Linked DNA regions of Homo sapiens: region 1 is linked to region 2. Evidence: read pairs that join two places in POLR2A ChIA-PET (ENCODE). Cell type or tissue: PC-9. All regions are shown on one strand. Each heading gives the region's core, and the rest is flanking DNA. Links, peaks and the distances in the headings are about the cores only. Region 1 holds the start of TINCR (TINCR ubiquitin domain containing). Region 2 has its middle 55 kb from the start of TINCR.

The links. ChIA-PET counts read pairs that join two places held together with the same protein. Peaks named below come from ENCODE experiments on the same cell type or tissue, not always from the same donor. Only the 100,000 strongest peaks of a DNase experiment are listed, where the experiment ranks them.
Region 1: POLR2A ChIA-PET joins it to region 2 with 12 read pairs; 3 of 35 experiments call an interaction of 5 or more read pairs at or near these places.

Annotation. Positions count from the first base shown.
Region 1 is chr19:5,567,932-5,579,478 of GRCh38, forward strand. It overlaps TINCR (TINCR ubiquitin domain containing), which reads right to left and starts at 22. Exons shown (of 3, transcript NM_001396408.1): 1 at 1-22. It also overlaps the pseudogene SNRPEP4. In PC-9, for the core only: no CTCF peak of the experiment used is centred there; DNase peaks (open chromatin) are centred at 4,870 and 7,820; H3K27ac peaks cover 2,649 bases.
Region 2 is chr19:5,506,771-5,518,317 of GRCh38, forward strand. No RefSeq gene overlaps it. Among named protein-coding and RNA genes, the nearest start is that of TINCR, 55 kb to the right of the region's middle. RefSeq lists enhancers at 1,304-1,473, 6,160-6,659, 11,453-11,547 and a cis regulatory region at 1,389. In PC-9, for the core only: a CTCF peak has its summit at 9,172 (motif pointing right); a DNase peak (open chromatin) is centred at 5,271.

The DNA.
Region 1 (11,547 bases), core at 1,423-9,422, 61 kb after region 2:
GCCCGGCTCCGGCTCCAGCTCTGGCCCCGGGCCCCGAGCGCCCCGCGCACCCGCCCGACTAGCCTGGCCGCCCGCCCCCGCCGCGCCCGCGCTCCGCCCGCCCGGACACGCCCGGCACGCAGTGGGCAGGCCCGGCCCGGCGGGGCGGGGCGGGTGCCACGGTCCCCTCAGGCGTCCGCTCCCCACTGCTGGCCCCAGAGTGCGCCCGGGGGTCTAGAGGCGGAGTGGCCACTCAGCACAGAGCCATCAGCGAGGTCATCCCAGCCAAGGAGACGCGCGAATGTCCAGGGGGTTACATGGTGGAGGCTCCAGGGAGGGAGGCTGGGAGGCCACTTTATTTGATCTTTTTAAGGACAGGCTGGAGCGCAGTGGCGCAATCATGGTTCGTTGCAGCCTTGACCTCCCGGGCTCAAGCGATCCTCCCGCCTCAGCCTCTCAAGTAGCTGGGACTACAGGCGCTGCCACCAAGCCCAGCTCACTTTTGTAGTTTTTGTAGAGATGGGGCCTGGCCGTGTTGCCCAGGCTGGTTTTGAACTCCTGACGTCAAGTGATTCTCCGCCTTGGCCTCCCAAAGCGGTGGGATTATAACCCTCAGCCACCACGCTCAGCCTACATTAAAAAAAAAATTTACTTTTAGGCCAGGTGCGGTGGCTCATGCCTGGAATCCCAGCACTTTGGGAGACTGAGGTGGGCGGATCACATGAGGTCAGGAGTTCGAGACCAACCTGGCCAACATGGTGAAACCCCGTCTCTACTATAAGTACAAAAATTAGCCAGGCGTGGTGGCACATGCCTGTAGTTCCAGCTACTCAGGAGGCTGAGGCAGAAGAATCGCTTGAACCCGCAGACAGAGGTTGCAGTGAGCCGAGATTGTGCCACTGCACTCCAGCCTGAGCCACAGAGCGAGACTTATCGCAAAAAAAAAAAAAAAAAAAAAAAAAAAAAAAATGGCCGGGTGTGGTGGCTCACGCCTGTAATCCCAGTACTTTGGGAGGCCCAGGTGGGCAGATCACAAGGTCAGGAGATCGAGACCATCCTGGCTAACGCGGTGAAACCCCCCCGTCTCTACCAAAAATACAAAAAATTAGCCGGGCGTGGTGGCGGGCGCCTGTAGTCCCAGCTACTCCGGAGGCTGAGGCAAGAGAATGGCGTGAACCTGGGAGGCGGAGCTTGCAGTGAGCCGAGATCGTGCGCCACTGCATTCCAGCCTGGGAGACACAGCGAGACTCCGTCTCAAAAAAAAAAAAAAAAAAGAAAGAAAGAAAGAAAGAAAGAGGGAGAGAGAGAGAAAGAGAAGAGGAAAGAAAGAATGAAAGAAAGAAAGAGAGAGAGAGAGGAAGAGAAGGAAAAAAAGAGAAGGGCTGGGTGCAGGGGCTAACGCCTGTAATCCCAACACTTTGGGAGGCCGAGGTGGGCAGATCACCTGAGGTTGGGAGATCGAGATCTACCTGACCAACACAGAGAAACCCCGTCTCTACAAAAAATACAAAAAAATTAGCCAGGCGTGGTGGTGGGTGCCTGTAATCCCAACTACTCAGGAGGCTGAGCCAGGAGAATCGCTTGAACCCAGGAGGTGGAGGTTGTGGTGAGCGGAGATCTGCCATTGCACTCTAGCCTGGGCAACAAGAGGGAAACTCCGTCTCAAAAAAGAAAAGAAAAGAAAAGAGCACCTGCTAAGTGACAGACAGTCTTCTAGGTACTTTATTGGGGTGGGGGAAGCATCTCTTACTTTTCTCATGACACTATGACTTCCCATTTTACAAGTGAGAAAACTGAGGCATAGAGAAGAAAAGAGATTTCCCAGAGGAAACAGAGAGAAAAGTGGCAGAGCTGGGATTCGAACCCAGGCCACCTAGCATTAGCAGTTTTGTTGTAATCCATTCATTACACAAACATCACTTTTTTTTTTTTTTTTTTTTTTGAGACAGAGTTTCACTCTTGTTGCCCAGGGTGGAGTACAATGGCACAATCTCGGCTCACCGCAACCTCCGCCTCCCAGGTGCAAGCAATTCTCCTGCCTCAGCCTTCCCGAGTAGCTGGGATTACAGGCATGCGCCACCAAGCCTGGCTAATTTTTTGTATTTTTAGTAGAGACGGGGTTTCTCCATGTTAGTCAGGCTGGTCTTGAACTCCCGATCTCAGGTGATCCACCCGCCTTGGCATCCCAAAGTGCTGGGATTACAGGTGGGAGCCACCTCGCCCAGCCCACAAACATCACTCTTACACAACCATGAGAGTTCAGATGGAGGTTTCTAGTTTTTATTATTATTATTACTATTTTTGAGATGGAGTCTCACTCTGTCACTCAGGCTGGAGTGCAGTGGCAATATCTCGGCTCACTGCAGCCTCCGCCTCCTGGGTTCAAGCGATTCTCCCGCCTCAGCCTCCTGAGTAGCTGGAATTACAGGCGTGCGCCACCACGCCAGGCTAATTTTTGTATTTTTAGTAGAGACAGGGTTTCACCATGTTAGCCAGGGTGGTCTCAAACTCCTGACCTCAAGTGATCTGCCTGCCTTGGCCTCCCAAATTGCTGGGATTACAGGCGTGAGCCACCACGTCCAGCCTTTTTTTTTTTTTTTTCAGATGGAGATTTTAAAGATAACTCAAACCAAATTAAATTCCAGATGGCCCCTTCAACCCTTGCCCCCAGCGAAATAAACTATACAAATATTAGGAGAAAACACAGGAGTTAAAAATAAAAATAATCTGGGCCAGGCGCGGTGGCTCATGCCTGTAATCCCAGCACTTTGGGAGGCTGAGGCGGGCAAATCAAGAGGTCAGGAGTTCGAGACCAGCCTGGCCAACATGGTGAAACCCCGTCTCTACTAAAAATACAAAAATTAGCCAGGTGTGGTGGTGCATGCCTGTAATCCCAGCTACTCAAGAGGCTGAGGCGGGAGAATCACTTGAACCCGGGAGGTGGAGCTGGCAGTGAGCCGAGACCACACCATTGCACTCCAGCCTGTGTGACAGAGTGATACTCCGTCTCAAAAAAATATAAAAATAAAATTAATCTTAACTGTGTTAAAGCATATTAAACCCAGAAACCTTTAATTAAAAGATTAATAACTGACTACAAATATAAAATTCCTACACACATATGCACATTAAAAAAATACTAGAAGATCAAAAGGCAACATCAAGGAAGAAAGTTTTCCAAAACACGACAGACAAAAGACTGATTTTCTTAATATGTAAAGAGCATCTGGAAATCAATAAGGATTAACAAGCAAATTGAAAAAGGGGTGAGAGACTGGGCACAGTGGCTCACTCCTGTAATCTCAGCACTTTGGGAGGCCAAGGTGGGTGGATCACCTGGGGTCAGGAGATCGAGACCAGCCTGGCCAACATGGTGAAACCCTGTCTCTACTAAAAATACAAAAATTAGCCAGGTGTGGTGGTGGGTGCCTATAATTCCAGCTACTTGGGAGGCTGAGGCAGGAGAATGGCTTCAACCCAGGAGGTTGAAGTACAATGCCCAGGGTGGAGTACAATGGCAACTGTGGAGTACACAGTTGCAGTGAGCCAAGATTGCACCACTGCACTCCAGCCTGGGTGACAGAGTGAGAGACTGTCTTAAGAAAAACAAAACAGGCCGGGCACGGTGGCTCACGCCTGTAATCCCAGCACTTTGGGAGGCTGAGGCAGGCGGATCCCCTGAGGTAGGGAGTTCGAGACCAGCCTGGCCAACATGGAGAAACCCTGTCTCTACTAAAAATTCAAAATTAGCTGGGTGTGGTGGTGCATGCCTGTAATGCCAGCTACTTGGGAGGCTGAGGCAGGAGAATCATTTGAACCCAGGAGGCAGTGGTTGCGGTGAGCCAACATCGCACCATTGCACTCCAGCCTGGGCAACAAGAGGGAAACTCCATCTCAAAAAAAAAAAGAAAAAAGAAAAACAAAACAAACAAATAAAAAATACTAGAAGATGAAGAGGCAACATCAAGGGGGAAAATCTTCCAAAACATGATAGACAAGAGACTGATATCCTTAATATGTAAAAAGCATCTAGAAATCAATATGGATTAACAAGCCAGTCCAAAAAAGGGTGAAAGACATGAATGGATTTTTGTTGTTGTTGTTTTGTTTTTGTTTTTGAGCAAACAGGGTCTTGCTGTTTCCCACACTGGAATGCAGTGACACAATCTTGGCTCACTGAAACTGTGTACCACCCCTCCCGGCTAATTTTCAGTATTTTTAGTAGAGACAGGGTTTCGCCATGTTGCCCAGGCTGGTCTCGAACTCCTGGGATTCAAGCAATCCTCCCACCTCAGCCTCCCAAAGTGCTGGGATTACAAGCATAAGCCACCACACATGAACGGTTTTCTGAAAAGGAAATACAAACGTCTTCTGGGCATAGGCAAGGGAGTTCATTCTCGCTCATGGTAACCTAAATATAAAAAAAAACTACCATGAAATATCTTTTTCTTCTTTTCATCTGTCTGGCTGGTAAAGATGAAAAAGTCTGAGCATTTGCTGTGTTTTCAGGGTTTTGGGAAAAGAGCAGCCTCATGCTGCTGGGGTTCAGAGTGTGAAATGGTGTAAGCTCTCTGACAATAGCTATTTGAAAAAGGTATAAGCCAGCAGTGTCCTTTCTGGGAAGGTATCCGTGTGCACAAAGAGAGATGATAACATAATACATGTGCCAAGAAATTTACATGTAACACAGCAAAGTAGGAGGCTGGCATGATCCCTGACCTCCTTGAACAAAGGAGGGAAACTGAGGCCCGGAGAGGAGTAGTGGCAGAATGAGAACCCAGGCTGGGCTGGTCACTCTCCGGGGAAGGTGGGCGGGCTGGCTTAACCTGAAGAACTAGGTCACCATGGCCCCAGCCACTTCCCTATTCAGGCTGAATTCCAGGCCTCGCCCATCATAATTGCTGGTGTCCAAGAAGGTCAAAGGGAGGCCTGGGGACACTCGGCTTTAACACGGGGAGGCCACGCTGAGCCCTGGGAGTGCTAGGTGCCACTTCCAGTTAATTCTGACTTTCTCATTAAGCTGTTAGGAAAAGCTCGGTGGCTGTGGGCGACCGGCCCCTGTGCCTGGGTCTGTGGATTAGAGGGATCATGGTTTTTGCCTCGAGACACTGTATTATCTGTTGCGGGCAATTATGGAAGACCCAGGCAGACAGTGATGAGCTCAGAGAATCCCTGAGCTCTGGAGTCTGGAGGCTCAGAATCGTGGGATCACTGAACATGTAGACACTTAGGATCTTAGAACAGCTGGTGTTCAGTCCTCCTGAACAATGTGGAATCTCAGAGCTCTCTAGTGGGTGGGTGGGGGCTCTGAGCGGTAATCACCATACATCCCCTCTGGCTGTCTTAGGGGAGAAAAAGCTGCAGTAGTAAGTTTTAATAAAGTTCAGCAGGAAGCAAGAGGAATAGGCTTTTTAAAATGGGCCAGAGTCCGGGCATGGTGGCTCTTGCCTGTAATCCCAGCACTTTGGGAGGCCGAGGCAGGAGGATCGCTTGAGGCCAGGATTTTAAGACTAGCCTAAGCCACATAGCAAGGCCCTGACTCTACAATTTTTTTTTTTTTTTTTGAGACGGAGTCTCACTCTTTCACGTAGGCTGGAGTGTCTTTTCACCTAGGCACGAACTCAGCTCACTGCAACCTCCACCTCCCAGGTTCAAGCGATTCTCCTGCCTCCTGAGTAGCTGAGGTTAGAGGCATGCGCCACCACGCCAGGCTAATTTTTATATTTTTAGTAGACACGGGGTTTCACCATGTTAGCCAGGCTGGTCTCGAACTCCTGATCTTAAGTGATCCGCCTGCCTCAGTCTCCCAAAGTGCTGGGATTACAGGTATGAGCCACCATGCCCGGCCAGAATTTTAAAATTAGCTGGGCGTGGTGGTGTGCGCCCCCGTAGTCCCAGCTACTCAGGAGACTGAGGCAAGTGGATCACCTGAGACCAGGAGTTGGAGGCTGCAGTGAGCTATGATTGCACCACTGCACTCCAGCCTGGGCAACAGAGCAAGACCCTCTCTCGAAAAAAAAAAAAAAAAAGAAAGAAAGAAATCTCTTCTACATTACAAGAGGCAAAGTATCTATAATTCCAGAATGTGGCAATGCTAAGGGCAGTGGATATGTTACAGATGGGGGCAAGTGGGCCTGGCACCCACCCTCCTTCCCTATTTGCCTACAGGATTGGTGGAATATGCAGCCCCCCCCAACCCACACTTCTCCCTGCTGCCCAGCCTCTGATGAACAGGCATTCTGGCCTATATTATTATTATTATTTATTTTTATTTATTTATTTATTTTTTTGAGACAGAGTCTTGCTCTGTTGCCCAGGCTGGAGTACAGTGGCACGATCTTGGCTCACTGCAAGCTCCGCCTCCCGGGTTCACGCCATTGTCCTGCCTCAGCCTCCCGAGTAGCTGGGACTACAGGCGCCCGCCACCATGCCCAGCTAATTTTTTGTATTTTTAGTAGAGACGGGGTTTCACCATGTTGGCCAGGATGGTCTTGATCTCCTGATCTCGTGATCCACCCGCCTCGGCCTCCCAAAGTGCTGGAATTACAGGCATTGAGCCACTGTGCCCGGCTGGCCTATGCTATTATTTTATTTTATCTTATTTTACTTTATGAAACAGGATCTTACTCTGTTGCCCAGGCTGGAGTACAGTGGCATGACCATGGCTCACTGCAGCCTCAACCTCCCAGGCTCAAGCGATCCTCCCACCTCAGCCTCCTGAGTAGCTGGGACTACAGGCACACACCTGTAATCCCGGTTGTGGTGGCGGGTGCCTGTAATCCCAGCTACTCTGGAGGCTAAGGCAGGAGAATCACTTGAACCTAGGAGGCGCAGGTTGCAGTGAGCCAAGATTGTACCACTGCACTCCAGCCTGGGCGACAAGAGCAAAACTCCATCTAAAGGAAGGAAGGAAGAGAGGGGGGAGGAAGGGAGGAGAGGAAGGAAAGAAGGAGGGAGGGAGAAAAGAAAGGAAGGAGGGAGGGAGGGAGGGAAGGAAGGAAGGAAGGAAGGAAGGAAGGAAGGAAGGAAGGAAGGAAGGGATTGATTGATTCACACGCAGGATGTTTGTTGGGCAAATGAAGGTTTATGGTGGTCCCTATTGGCAAGTTGTGTTTTTCTAGCCTCATTCTATTAGAAACAAAGGCTATCTGCCACCAACATGTTTAAACAAAGTAGCATTCCTCATATATAAAGAGTTGTTAGAAATCAATAAAAATAAAGCAACATGTGCAAAGAACGTGCATACACTTTGGACACACAAAAGACATAGGTGGGAAATTGTAAAAGACTTGAAAAAAGAATTTCACTGCTGGGCACGGTGGCTCATGCCTGTAATCCCAGCACTTTGGGAGGCTGAGACGGGTGGATCACCTGAGGTCGGGAGTTCGAGACCAACCTGACCAATATGGAGAAACCCTGTCTCTACTAAAAATACAAAATTAGCCGGGCATGGTGGCGCATGCCTGTAATCCCACCTACTCGGGAGGCTGAGGCAAGAGAAGTGCTTGAACCTGGGAGGTGGAGGTTGCGGTGAGCCGAGATTGTGCCATTGCACTCCAGCCTGGGCAACAAGAGTGAACTCCGTCTCAAAAAAAAAAAAAGAATTTCACCACTCTAATATTTGACAAAAAGATCCAATAATAGTTTTTGTGAAGGTACAAGGCAGTGAGCACTTGCATACATTGCTGGGATAAGTTAGTACCAAGTCCCATCTTTCTGGAGGGCGAAATGGCAAAGTATATTGAAAGTCTTTGATGGAAAATAACCATAATGACTCACATTTGTTGAGTGACAACCTCATTTATTATCTTTTCCCCATCAGAACAGAAACTCCCCAACGGCTATTTTGTCTGTTCTATTCACCGCTGAGTTCCCAATGTCTGAAACAACTCATGCCCCTGATTTTTATACCCAGCATGATCCCGTCTACTCAGTTTTCTGAAGTTTGAGAACCGCTGAGCTGAGCTAAAAGGAAAGTTTTTATGCAGACAGACGTCCAAGCATCCAATCTATTTAGGCCTTTTTGACAACCCTCAAGTTCTTAGCAGTGAGTGAAGAATTCTCAGGGGCTCCCCACTGACCCATAGGTTAATAGATGTGCTTGTAGTTATTAGAATTAAATGAGGTGATTTTTCCTTTTTTTTTTTTTTCTTTGAGGGAAGGTCTGGCTCTGTGTCACCCAGGCTGGAGCAGAGCGGCGTGATCTCAGCTCACTGCAACCTCCGCCTCCTGGGCTCAAGTGATCCTCCCACCTCAGCCTCCCGAGTAGCTGGGACTATAGGTGCACACCATCCCGCGTGGCTAATTATTGTATTATTATTATTATTGTTGTTATTGTTATTATTATTATAATTATTATTTTGTAGAGACAGGGTTTTGCCATGTTGCCCAGACTGGTCTCGAACTCCTGGGCTCAAAACTAATCTGCCCACCTTGGCCTCTCAAAGTGCTGGGATTCCAGGCGTGAGCCATCACACCCAGCCTGAGATAATTTATCACATTGAGTCTTTAGCATGCTCCAGGAGTGTTCAAGGTTTTATAAACCTCAACTCACCTCATAGCAATGCTATGAGATAGATGCTAATATCAAGCCCATTTTTTTTAACACAAACAATCCCATAGTATTTATTGCCATCTTGTAGTAACACAACGGTAATCAAAACAATATGAATAAATCTTCACATTGGACAAAGGACATCTAAAAACAAACTGTATCCTTCTCAACAATTTCTCACTTCATTGATCATTTCTAGTTGGAGACACTTTGCAGCAGAGTAATATTACCTCCTTTTAGCATGATCCGACCCAGTTGTTTTCTTGACTTTGTTTTAGAATGAATCTCTTCTGCATCATCTAATACAAGGTTCATATACTCATCAAAACCAATGATACAGCCTTCTATCCGCATATTCACTTGCTCATAGAGCCACACCTGAATCCGCGATCTATTTTGTAAGTATCTGAAGATGAGGCTGATGGGCTGCACCATAACCTTCTGCACTTTCTGGCCCTGGCCACGGTACGCCATGGTGGAATTTCACCCATTTTTTTTTTTTTTTTATAATTTATTTTGTTTTGTTTTGTTTTTTGAGACAGAGTCTCACTCTGTTGCCCAGGCTGGAGTGCAGTGGCGCGATCTCGGCTCGCTGCAGGCTCCGCCTCCCGGGTTCAGGCCATTCTCCTGCCTCAGCCCCCCAAGTAGCTGGGACTACAGGCGCCCGCCACCACGCCCAGCTATTTTTTTTTAGCAGAGACGGGGTTTCACCATGTTAGCCAGGATGGTCTCAATCTCCTGACCTCGTGATCTGCCTGCCTTGGCCTCCCAGAGTGCTGAGATTACAGGCGTGAGCTACCGCGCCTGGCCCTAATTTTTTGTACTTTTAGCAGAGACAGGGTTTCACCGTGTTAGCCAGGATGGTCTCGATCTCCTGACCTCGTGATCCGCCCGCCTCGGCCTCCCAGAGTGCTGGGATTATAGGCGTGAGCCACCGCGCCCGGCCCTAATTTTTTGTATTTTTAGTAGAGACGGGGTTTCACCGTATTAGCCAGGATGATCTCGATCTCCTGACCTTGTGATCCGCCCGCCTCGGCCTCCCAAAGTGCTGGGATTACAGGCATGAGCCACCGCGCCCGGCCGAATATCAGGCCCATTTTACAGATGAGGAAACTGAATGCATAGCATGAAGGCAGTACCCGAGCCAAGGCCTGGCACATAGTAGGTGCTTAGTTTGAGCAGGATCTAAATCTCGTTTGGTCAGACCCACAGACACACAGCTCCATGAACAGTCGCTCCTGTCTCTCCAGGGGACCCCAGGAAGCACTTCATAAATATTTCAGTTCTTGAATTCTTTGGTGACTCTATACAGAGCCGCCAGGAAAGGTGAGCAGGGGCGGGAGAGGCAGCTTTCCAAGGGGGGCGGAGACATGAGGCACACATCAAGTCACTCGCCAGCCCGGATACACCAAAATGTACACAGCATGAGGAGAAGTCAGTCACACAGAGACACAGACACACCCAAGGCAAATACAGCCATGATATGTAGCAAGAGAAAAATGAGACACGTAGTCACATGCGCAGAGACACATGCCCCCCAGAGCAAACACAGACACACACGGACACACGCCCCATGACAAACACAGATGCACACAGAGAGACACACGGCCTTAAGCCTCACACACGGAGATTCACCAGATCCACACCCCAAGACAGAAGCAGGCACGTCCACTCCTGAGACCAATACAAACTCACTCTAAGAGAAGCACAGACACAACCAGGGCCTTCGCCTACCGGGGGCCGGGTTGGGAGGCTCTGGAGACCCTCGACCCTTGAGGAAGCCCCCATTCCAGCCTCCACCTGCGCCTCCAGGGCCTCCCACAAAGGTGGTGTTGGGCCCGTGGGGGAAACGCTGGGCGGGCAGAGAGATGGGGGCTTCCGCGGCAGGAGGGGCCCAACCGGGTCGGCTGCGTTGCAGAGCGTGGCTCTTGGGCGCCACCTAGTGGGCACATGGAGTAGAGGGCCCGGCTGCCCCAAGTGCAGATCCACATCTGTGCAGGTCCTGGGTTCATCTGTTTCTGCTTTTGTCTATTTGCGTCCCTGTGTGTGTGCGTCTGTTTCACTCTGTGTCTCAGTCTCTGTCTCTCTTCTCCCTGAATCTCTCTTTTTCTGTGTCTCGGTGTCTTTATCTCTCCATCCCTCTTTTTTCTCCCCTTCCCTCCCCCACGGCTTCCCCCACCTCCAGAGCCTGAGGCTTCGTCAATAAGCAAGCCAGGCATCTCCAGTGACCCAGCACACCCCACTTATAGCCGCATCTCTTGGGTCCCGTCCCTCAACGGCGTCTTGGTCCCCATGAGTGTCCACCTGCTATGACTCAGCCAGGGGCTGAGTGAGTGGGGGTGTGATACCCAACGGACTCTCACTCTGTCGCCCAGGCTGGAGTGCAGTGGTGCAACATCAGCTCACTGCAACCTCCACCTCCCAGGTTCAAGAGATTCTCCTGCCTCAGCCTCCCGAGTAGCTGGGATTACAGGCATGCGCCACCATGCCCTGCTAATTTTTGTATTTCTAGTAGAGACAAGGTTTTGCCATGTTGACCAGGCTGATCTCGAACTCCTGACCTCAGGTGATCCACCCACCTCAGCCTCCCAAAGTGCTGGGATTACAGACATGAGCCACCGTGCCTGGCTAATTATATCTATTTTTTAATACAGAGTCTCGCTCTGTTGCCCAGACTGGAGTGCAGTGGTGTGATCTCAGCTCACTGTAACTTCCACCTCCCAGATTCAAGTGATTCTCCTGCCTCAGCCTCCCGAGTAGCTGGGATTACAGGCGTGCACCACCACACCTGGCTAATTTTTGTGTTTTTAGTAGAGATGGAGTTTCACCATGTTGACCAGGCTGGTCTCAAGTGATCTGCCTGCCTCGGCCTCCCAAAGTGCTTGGAGTACAGGTGTGAGGCACCATGCCCAGCTGTGCCCACCAGTTCTGCCAGCCTGCTTGCTCCTATGTTCTGGTCTTTGGAGCAGGGATCCCAAAACTGGAGGCGGCTTGTGGCCCCCCCTGCTGTGTCT
Region 2 (11,547 bases), core at 1,364-9,363:
TGGCAACATAGCAAGAAGCCATCTCTATAAAAGAAAGAAAGAAAGAAATGGCTCGGGCCAGGCATGGTGGCTCATGCCTGTAATCCCAGCACTTTGGGAGGCCGAGGCAAGTGGATCACCTGAGGTCAGGAGTTCGAGACCAGCCTGGCCAATATGGTGAAACCCCATCTCTACTAAAAACACAAAAATTAGCCAGGCGTGGTGGCGGGCGCCTGTAATCCCAGCTGCTCAGGAGGCTGAGGCACGAGAATTGCTTGAACCTGGGAAGCAGAGATTGCAGTGAGCGAGTCGAGATCACGCCACTGTACTCCAGCCTAGGTGACAGAGCAAGACTCCATCTCAAAAAAATAAATAAATAAAAGAAATGGCTTGTTGCCCACCTTTCTGCCTCCCCGCCTGCCAAATACATCCACAGCACTTGTGGGAAGATCCGTCTGAGACCATGGATTCCAGGCTGGGCTGATGCCGGCACGCAGGAGGCCTCGCGCAAGACGGCTGGTCCCAGCCAGACCCAGAAAAATTAGATTAACTCGGAGAAGCTCGCCAAGACGATCCGTCAGGCCGCCTGAAGGACAGCGTATTGATTTCCACGTTGCGAAAAAATTAAATGATATCCCTTTTTGTTATTTAAAACGCTGCTTAAGCAATTCCCTAATGGAACGGCCCGGCCCGGGTCCAGGAACTCCCTGGCCCGGCCGGCAGCGTCTCCGGATCGGGTGGAGGACGAGGGAATGCGGACACGGCCCTGTCTTCCCCTCCGGGTAATTGATGACCTCAGGAGAACAGCTCCATTTTGCCTGCATGCAACGTGCACAGTTCTGATTTATTAAAGACATAACAATTATGAAAATAGCTGATTTATAATCAACTCGCCCGGACCCTAATTGATTTCCAGGGTGAAATTTAGAAGGGGAGGTATTGACACCTTGAGGACAGGGCGAGCCACCGGCCTTGGGGATGGACTGTGATGGGTGGCTGGGGTGGAGGGGGGAGGACGGGACAGGGAGACAGCGGCCTGAATCTAGTTGGGTTCTTTGTTGCTTCATGAGATGGGCTTTCTGCCCAGCGTTGCTGGAGAGGGTCAAGCCGTAATGGTTGCCACCATTTCCCAGTGACAGAGGCGGTCCCTGGCTCCAGCAGAGGCAACTGTGCCACATTGCAGACAAATCAGGCTGGGCCCAGTGGCTCATGCCTGGAATCCCAGCACTTTGGAAGGCCAAGGCAGGAGGATTGCTTGAGGCCAGGGTTCGAGACCAGCCTGGGCAACACAGCAAGACTCCGGTCTCTATTAAAATAAATAAAGTAATAATTTTTTTTTTTGAGATGGAGTGTCGCTCTGTCGCCCAGGCTGAAGTGCAGTGGCGCCATCTCGGCTCACTGCAACCTCCGCCTCCCAGGTTCACGCCATTCCCCCACCTCAGCCTCCCGAGTAGCTGGGACTACAGGGGCCTGCCACCAAGCCTGGCTAATTTTTTTGTATTTTTAGTAGAGACGGGGTTCCACCGTGTTAGCCAGGATGGTCCCAATCTCCTGACCTTGTGATCCACCCGCCTCAGCCTCCCAAGGTGCTGGGATTACAGGCGTGAGCCACCGTGCCCGGCCAAGTAATAATTTAAAAAAAAAAAAACAAATCTTCCAGCACTCTGTTGGGAAATCTCAACATTGTCCTCATAGCAGCCAGGACAACCTGATACTGTTGATACAAATGAGTCTGCCCCACAATGTCCAGAACCTTCTATCTCTCCAGAGCCTCATGCTCCGGTTGCCAGATGTGGCCAATAAAAATACAGGTTGCCAGCCAGGCACGGTGGCTCATGCCTGTAATCCCAGCACTTTGGGAGGCTGAGGCAGGTGGATCACTTGAGGTCAGAGGTCAGGAGTTCAAGACCAGCCGGGCCAACATGGTGAAACCCTGCCTTTACTAAAAATACAAAAATTAGCCGGGCATGGTGGTGTGTGCTTGTAATCCCAGCTGCTCAGGAGGCTGAGGCAGGAGAATTGCTTAAACCCAGGAGGTGGAGGTTGCATTGAGCCAAGATCGCACCATTGCACACCAGCCTGGGCGACAGAGTGAGACTCCGTCTGAAAGAAAAAAAAAAAAATACAGAATGCCGGGTTCAATCTGAGTTTCAGCCAAACAACAAGTGAGTTTTTAGTATAAGTATAGCCCATGCAATATTTGGGGTATACTCAGACTTTTTTTTTTTTTTTCTTAAAAAAGTATTTTCTGTTTATTTGAAATTCAAGTTGAACTGGGTGTCCTGTATCTTACCTCACAATCCTTCTGTGACGGGCAGGACTCCAGCTCCCAACAGCCCGTAAGGGACGAGACTGACTCCCATTCACCTGATGGGAAAATTGAGGCAAGAGGGGTCGGGCACGGTGGCTCACGCCTGTAATCCCAGCTCTTAGGGAGGCTGAGGCAGGTGGATCACAAGGTCAGGAGATCAAGACCATCCTGGCTAACACAGTGAAAACACGTCTTTACTAAAAATACAAAAAAAAAAAAAAATTAGCCAGGCTTGGTGGCGGGCACCTGTAGTCCCAGCTACTCGGGAGGCTGAGGCAGGAAAATGGCGTGAACCTGGGAGGTAGAACTTGCAGTGAGCCAAGGTTGCGCCACTGCACTCCAGCCTGGGCAACAGAGCGAGACTCCATCTCAAAAAAAAAAAAAAAAGGAAAAAGAAAAAAAAAAAGAAACAGAAACAGGGCTTTGTGTCTCTGGACCTCGGTCTCCACACTGCACAATGGGTGTGATGGTGGCCCCTCCATCACGCGGTGCTCAGGCTGAGGAAATGATTTGTGGATACCCACCAGCCCATGAGCACTCGATTCTTGGGTCTCCCCAGTGCCAACAAAGAGAGAGACAGAGGCAAAGACAGAGAGACAAAGAGAGAGACAAGAGAGAGGGATCTGGGCTGGTTCCGGAAGGGCGAGCCCCCTTTGCGGATGGGGTGGCCCAGGAGGGTGGGAATTCAGTTTGCAAATCAGAAGGTTCCAGACTTTTCTGTAAGGCAGGGAGACAGCTAAAGAGGAGCCTGCAGGCCGGGCGCGGTGGCTCATGCCTGTAATCCCGACACATTGAGATTGGGATCTGACCAAGGTGGGTGGATCATTTGAAGTCAGGAGTTTGAGACTAACCCGACCAACATGGTGAAAACCCATCTCTACTAAAAATGCAAAAAATTAGCCAGGCGTGGTGGTGCATGCCTGTAATCCCAGCTATTCAGGAGGCTGAAGCAGGAGAATCTCTTGAGCCTGGGAGGTGGAGGTTGCAGTGAGCTGACATCATGCCACTGCACTCCAGCCTGGGCGACAGAGCGAGACTCCGTCTCAAAAATAAATAAATAAATAAATAAATAAATAAATAAATAAAGGGGAGCCTGTAGGATGCAGAGACCCAGAGCACCTACCCACAGCTGCCAACGCCCAGTCCCCAAGATGGCCCTGCTGAGCAGTTTTAAGTATTGTTAAAGATAAAATAATTTTTCCTTCTCTGAGCCATCTGATTGACGTGGTAATGGGCCCCGCAGACAGGGAGAAGGTCAGGTTGCAATGTAATCAGTTTTTTCTAGAGTGACGTATAATCATGATAGCAGTGCACCTGGAAAAGGGGGAGGGACCTGCGACAGTCCCCAGACCCTCTGAGCTCTCCGTTGCAGGACACGACAGGGCCACAAGGACGGTGGGACCCAGGGAGGCTTCCTGGAGGAGGCGTAGCTGCAGCTGGGATTGGAAGGACATGGCATCACAAATGCAAAGTTGTGGAGGTTGGAACTGTCTCTTTGTGCCTCTTCCTGATCCCACTAGATCTTACTCTCCAGGGGAGAATCCAATTCCCACCTTTCCCAGCGTCTAGAGACATCCGCATCCCTTGGCTCAGGGCCCCCTCCTCCACCTTCACAGCCAGCAGTGGCTGGTCTAGTCCTTCTTTGGTTTTTTTGTTTGTTTGTTTGTTTGAGACAGAGTCTCACCCTGTAAGGCAGGAAGACAGCTAAAGAGGAGCCTGCAGGCCGGGCGCGGTGGCTCATGCCTGTAATCCCGACACTTTGAGATTGGGATCCGGCCGAGGTGGGTGGATCATTTGAAGTCAGGAGTTTGAGACCAGCCCGACTAACATGGTGAAACCCCGTCTCTACTAAAAATGCAAAAAATTAGCCGGACGTGGTGGTACATGTCTGTAATCCCAGCTATTCAGGAGGCTGAAGCAGGAGAATCTCTTGAACCTGAGAGGTGGAGGTGGAGCCCAGGCTGGAGTGCAGTGGCGCCATCTCTGCTAACTGCAACCTCTGCCTCCCGGGTTCAAGTGATTCTCCTGCCTCAGCCTCCCGAGTAGCTGAGATTACAGGCGCCCGTCACCACACCTGGCTAATTTTTGTATTTTTAGTAGAGATGGGGTTTCACCATGTTGGCCAGGCTGGCCTTGAACTCCTGACCTCAAGTGATCCTCCCGCCTCGGCCTCCCAAAATGCTGGGATTACAGGCGTGAGCTACCGCGCCCGGCCAGGCCTGGTCCTTCCTGTGTTGCTATCTGATTCTCTCTCTTCTGCCTCTGTCTTCCACTTTAAAAGACCCTTGCGATGATTTGGGCCCACCAGGTACTCCAGAATAATATCTTTCTCTCTCATCACTAGCTGCCTGGCAACCTTCATTCCACCTGCAACCCTAATTCTCCTTTGCCATTGAATCACATTCATGGGGTCTAAGATTAGGATGTGGACATCTTTGGGGGATCATTATTCTGCCAACTACAACAGCTGACTTGAACCACCAGGCAGACAGCACCACGTCCTACAGCTTGTTCTGTGGCCCAGGCTGGAGTGTAGTGGTGCGATCTTGGCTCACTGCCGCCTCCACCTCCCGGGTTCAAGCGATTATCCTGTCTCAGCCTCCCAAGTAGCCGCGATTACAGGCGTGTGTTACCATGCCTGGCCAATTTTTGCATTTTTAGTAGAGACAGGGTTTCACCATGTTGGCCAGGCTGGTCTTGAACTCCTGACCTCAAGTGATCCACCCGCCTTGGCCTCCCAAAGTGCTGGGATTATAGGTGTGAGCCACCGCGCCCGGCCACTAATTAGGTTTTTTGTTTTTGTTTTTTGTTTTTTCTGTTTTTTTGTTTTTTGTTTTTTGTTTTTGAGACAGAGTCTCACTCTGTCGCCCAGGCTGGAGTGCAGTGGTGCGATGTCGGCTCACTGCAAGCTCCGCCTCCCGGGTTCATGCCATTCTCCTGCCTCACCCTCCTGAGTAACCGGAACTACAGGCATGAGCCACTGCGCCTGGCCCGGTTTTTTTGTATTTTTTGTAGACAGGGTTTCACCATGTTGCCCAGGCTGGTCTTGAACTCCTGAGCTCAAGCGATCCTCCCAACTTGGCCTCCCAAAGTGCTGAGATTATGCACTTTCATGCATTGGGCATTGATTACACCCTGAGCGTGGAGTCATACACTTGACCCTCTTTGCCTCCCCAGCTCCTCCTCACAGGCTCCACCAGGGAAGAAAATACCACTGTACCTAATGCACTGATCAAAACATTGAGACTCAGTGACTGAACAACTTGCCAATGATCCCTCTTGCTCCATAAATTCCGAAGTTGGAATTTAAATGTATGCACATGTGATCGCAAAGCCCGTGGATCTTTTTTTTGTATTTGTATTTGTATTTTTGTATTTGTAACTACTTGTGATTTGTATAATTACTATTATGGTTGTATGGCTACTATCCTTCACTGAGCACCTATTTGTTGATCAGTCTCCAGAATTCACGCCCTAGCTGACTCCTCTGGAAAAGCATTTTACAAAGGAGAGAGCTCAGAGAGGTTGAAGGGCGTGTCCAAGGTCACCCAGTGGGCGGCAGAGCTAGAATTTGAACCCAAGTTCCCCTGGCTGCCGTCCACTGCCTTCCCTGCCTCTGGGAAGAAACCAGGGCTTTGCGGATGATCTACAGAGGCCACTCATCGAGACCCTGCTCGGGTTATTTGGCGGTTTCAGGGGCTCAGCACGCTTTTTTTTTCTTTTCGGCAGAGGCTGGTGGCGGTCCGGGAAGATGAGCCAAGTGCTGAGTCTGCAATGCGAAGTGTCTCTGCAAAAGCCACCAGCCACGTGGCCACAGAGGCCCAGGGCTGTGCAGATGATCAATGTCGCCCCATCCGTCGCTCTGCCATCCTCTCACCTCCGCCTCGGCGTCCTTTATCCCTCCCACTCCGGGTCGCTCTCCAGCTTCCTGGTGCAAAAAGACTGAGCGACACTGCAGAGCGTCCTGAAAATGATGGTGCAGAAATCGTTTAAGGACTGCCGAGGTGAGGAAGGGCAGCCCAGGCCACCATGGAGACACGCAAGGCCGGGTGCCGTGGCTCACGCCTGAAATCCCAGCACTTTGAGAGGCCGAAGTGGGAGGATTGCTTGAGCTCAGGAGTTCGAGGCCAGCCCGGGCAGCATAGCCAGACCCATGTTCCTACAAAAAAACTAGCAGGGCACGGTGGCCTGCACCTGTAGTCCCAGCTACTTGGGAGGCTGAGGCAGGAGAATTGCTTGAGCTTGGGAGGCTAAGGCTGCAATGAGCTGTGATCGTCCTACTGCACTCCAGCCTAGGCAACAGAGCGAGACCCTGTCTCAAGAAAAGAAGGAAGGTTTGGGATGCCAAGGCAGGTGGATTGCCTGAGGTCAGGAGTTCAAGACCAGCCTGGCCAACATGGTGAAACCCCGTATCTACTAAAATCCAAAAATTAGCTGGGCGTGGTGGTGCATGCCTGTAGTTCCAGCTACTAGGGAGGCTGAGGCAGGAGAATGGCGTGAACCTGGGAGGTGGAGCTTGCAGTGAGTCGAGATTGGGCCACTGCACTCCAGCCTGGGCGACAGAGTGAGACTCCGTCTCAAAAAAAAAAAAAAAAAAAAGAAAGAAAATACAAAATTAGCGGGGTATGGTGGCACATGCCTGTAATCCCAGCTACTCGGGAGGCTGAGGGAGGAGAATGGCTTGAATGTGGGAGGTAGAGGTTGTAGTGAGCCGAGATTGCGGCATTGCACTCCAGCCTGGGCAACAAGAGTGAAACTCTGTCTCAAAAAAAAAAAAAAAAAAATAGAGAGAGAGCAGATGAGGACACAGACACACACAGAGGGAAGACAATGTGAGGACACAGGAAAAATGTGGCCATTGAAAAGCCAAGAAGAGAGACCTCAGAAGAGATCAGCCCTGTCAACACCTTGTCTCAGGTGTCTTCCAGCCTCCAGAGTTGTGAGACAACACATTTCTATTGTTTAAGCCAACCAGCCTTTGTACTTCTTTTTGGCAGCCCTAACAAACTCATATAGTGCCCACGAGACCACCTTTACCAGCTCTTCAATAGCCAGGACTCTAAAAGTCACAAAAACAAAGAACAAACAGAAACACTTGATTTCAATTGACTTCAGCAAAAAGGGAGCTATTGTAAATAATAGTATGCCTTCAGGCACGGTTTGATCCAGGTGCTGAAGCCATGTCAAGACCATCTGCTTTCTTCTGAATTAACTTCATTCACAGGAGGCTTTTCCACGTGGTGATCAGATGGGTCCTAGGAGGACAAGGCATTTATCAGCTCAGCAACCCCTGAGGAAAATGTGTCTTCTTACCCCACAGCAGGACTTCACCCACAAGTCCACCAAATATTTAGGAGTTCTCTCTGATTGGGACAACATGGGTCATGGCCCTGAGATAATCACTGAGGCCAGAGGTGTAGCATCCTCTGATTGGCCAGCCCTGGGTATCTTTGATTGGACCTCCCTAGAAAGAGACTTTAAGGCAAGGATTTGTGGGGCAAGGAGTTTATCTAGAAGAAAGCATTCCGGGCCAGGTGCAGTGGCTCACACCTGTAATCCCAGCACTTTGGGAGGCCGAGGCGGGTGGATCATCTGAGGTCGGGAGTTTGAGACCAGCCTGACGAACATGGAGAAACCCTGTCTTTACTAAAAATACAAAAATTAGCCGGATGTGGTGGTGCGTGCCTGTAATCCCAGCTACTTGGGAGGCTGAGGCAGGAGAATCACTTGAACCTGGGAGGCAGAAGTTGTGGTGAGCCGAGATCATGCCATTGCACTCCAGCAAAACTCCATCTCAAAAAAAAAAAAAAAAAAAAAAAAAAAAGCATTCCAGGAATCACTGGGAGGGGAGAGGAAAGTGAGACAAGGGAGGGAAAGAGCCAACACAAGGGGTGTTAATGAGCAGGTGAATGTGCGGGAAACTGGGGCTCGGTCCCACTGGGAACCTCTGGGAGGTACAGAACCTGCTTGGAGTTATCCCAACAGATGGGTCAGGGAGCTGAAGTATTGATCCACCCACTCCCCATCTGTAAAGGTGGAAAGCTGCATTAGCTCTCCTGCCCTCTGGCCTGGCTTGCACAGGACCAAATGGCCTCCAACAGCCAGCAGGACACCATCAGACAGGAGATGTCACAGGTGTTAGCAGTATACAGCCTTCGCATGCAAAGGTGACCTCAAGGCCAGGTGTGGTGGCTCACGCTTGTAATCCCAGCACTTTGGGAGGCCAAGGTGGGCTAATCACCTGAGGTCAGGAGTTCAAGATCAGCCTGGCCAACATGGCAAAACCCCATCTCTACTAAAAATACAAAAAAATTAGCTTGGTGTGGTGGTGGGCACTGTAATCCAGCTACTTGCCAGGAGAATCACTTGAACCCAGGAGGCAGAGGTTGCAGTGAGCTGAGATCATGCCACTGCATTCCAGCCTGGGTGACAGAGCAGGACTCAGCCTTAAAAAAAAAAAAAAAAAAAAAAAGTGACCTCACGATCATAGGGGTAGGGTTGCACTGGGTCACAGCCTCCCTCCCTGGTTCCCAGGTTGAAGCTGACCCTGCCTGGACTTCAGGAACCAAAAGCAAGACAGGGAAGTTCCTCCCAGAAAAATCTAAGGTGCTGTTCCTGAAAAAGGAAGGGTGCAATGGTCTTACTAGAGTCACTTCTCCTTAATTATTCCCATGGATACCATATGTGCCCACTGGGTGCCTCTTGACATTGCCCTCAAGTTGTCCATGACCCTGAGCACCTTCTCAGTCTATAGGGCCGATCACCCTTTCCAACATCACACAGAGAGAGGACCAGATGGTACGATGGATGACACCAAGGCTGCTGTTATTTCTGTGGCTGCCACAAGGTGTTGCTGTTGAACAATAGTCTTGCACAGTCTGTTGCCTCCTTTTCCCTTTGCACTGGCCCCAGTGGAACCCCAACTGAGGTCCGCAAGGTTAGAGTCCTTTGATTTACATTCTTGAATGACTTCAGGCCCCAATCACCAAGCTAGACACAATAACAGGGAAAGTGAAGGAGGTAGAACTTCCAGACACATGTTGCGTTCAAAACCAGGTTTTCCTCCGTTCTCCTCCTCTGTCCCCCTTGAGACTAAGTTCCCACGTGACAGCACTAGGCTTCCTTTTCTGCCTTCAGGTGTCCCTCGGGGCCACTCCTGCCCATCAGAGAGAACCTCAGAAGCAAAAGAAACTGGATTGCAATTCCTTTGCTCCGGTGAATCCCACTTCAACACCACTAGTCAGCTCTGCACACGAAGGAGTTTGAGGAACGGCAGCCTTTGTCCAAGTACTGGTATTCATTACCTATTACTGTGCAACAGATTATCACAAACATAGCAGCTTGAAATAACTCATTTATTATCTCACAGTTTCTGGAAGTCACGCATCCAGAAACAACTTAGCTGGTCCTCTGTTCCAGGGTTTTCCCAAACAGCTACAATCAAGATGTTACCTGGGGCCACCGACATCTCAAGGTCACCAGAGAAAGATCTGCTTCCAAGTTCAAGTGGCCTTGCTCGCGGCTGCTCTTTGTTCTTCTTCCTCTTCTCTCTTCTTCTTCCTCTTCCTCTTCTCTTCTTCTCCTTCTTCTTCTTCTTCTCCTTCTTCTTCGACAGCCTCTTAGTTTGTTACCCAGGCTGGAGTACAGCAGCATGATCTCAGCTCACTGCAGCCTCAACCTCTCCAGCTCAAGCAATCCTCCTGCCTCAGCCTCCCAAGTAGATGGGGACTGGAGGCGCACACCACCATACCCAGCTAATTTTTTCTATATACATATTTTTAGGGACAGGGTCTTGCTATGTTGCCCAGGCTGCTCTTGAGTTCCTGGGCTCGAGCAGTGCTCCCACCTCAGCCTCCCACAGTGCTGGGGTTACAGGTGTGAACCTCTGTGTCCAGCCTGATGGTTGCTTCTTCTCACTCTCTTGCAGTCCCACTTCTATGGGAATAACCTCAGGCTGGTCTTTCAGAAATCAGAGGGCCCATGGAAGAGAGCCCAGTTATCCCAGCCAACCCCCTAACAAGAAAGGAAGCCCAACCAAGATCAGCAGAGCTGCCTATCCAACCCCAAGTTCACTGCAAATTCACTGCAGAGACAGGAATGAGCCCACTTGAGACTGGAAGAGTCAGATGGTTTTATCTGTAGACTTACGAACACAAATAAATGCTTAGGCCAGGAGCTGTGGCTTACACCTGGAATCCCAGCACTTTGGGAGGCTGCAGCAAGAGGATCACTTGAGGCCAGGAGTTCAGGACCAGCCTGGCCAACATAGTGAGGTGCCAGCTCTACAAAAAAAAAAAAAAAAAATTAGGAAAAAATTACCTGGGTGTGGTGGCGCACCTGTAGTCCCAGCTACTTGGAAGCAGAGGTAGGAGGATTACTTGAACCTCAGAGGTTGAGGCTGAAGTGAGCCATGATTGCACCACTGCACTCCAGCCTGGGCGACAAAGTGAGACCCCAACTCCACACTCTCTCTCACACACACACACACACACACACACACACACACACACACACAAATAAGATAAAATAAAAACGCTTAGTGCTTGAAGTCATTGGCTGCAGGGCTACTTGTTACGTACGCAGCAGTAGCTGACTGATCCAACCAGCAATAGCGTCATCATCACCATCCCCCACAATGGGCACCCACTTGCCTTCAATATGAATAAAACTAAGAGGAATCATTCAACTGATTCTCTCTAAATAAAGAAGTTCTGCTTCAAGGAGCTTAGCTGTCTCCACTGTACAAAGGAAAGGTGGCCGGCAGCGTCTGCTGATTAAAAAATGTTAAGTTCCACTTCACCAGGCATCCCAATACCCTCATTTTCCATCCACCCTCCCTGGAAGGTTGAGAAGCCAGGGAGTGCTCTTCCAGGCTTGCAGACCGGGTCACAGATTGGCCAGGGGCATTCAGGACCCTTTGGCTGCCATGAACAGGACCCCTCCCTGCCATCCAAGTCCCAGCTGCTTGCAGCTACGGAGGCTCCCTAGCTCTTCTATCCAACGAACTCGAGACCTTCTTATGGTCAGGCATGGTGGCTCAGGCCTCTAATCCCAGCACTTTGGGAGACCAAGGTGGGAGGAATACTTGAGCCCAGGAATTCAAGAACAGCCTGGGCAATATAGCAAGACCCCATCTCTATACAAAATTTAAAAATAAAAAATGCCCTGGGCACAGTGGTGCATGCCCGTAGTCCCAGGTACTCAGGAGGCTGAGGCATGAGGATTGTCTGTGCTCAGAAGGTCGAGGCTGCAGTGAG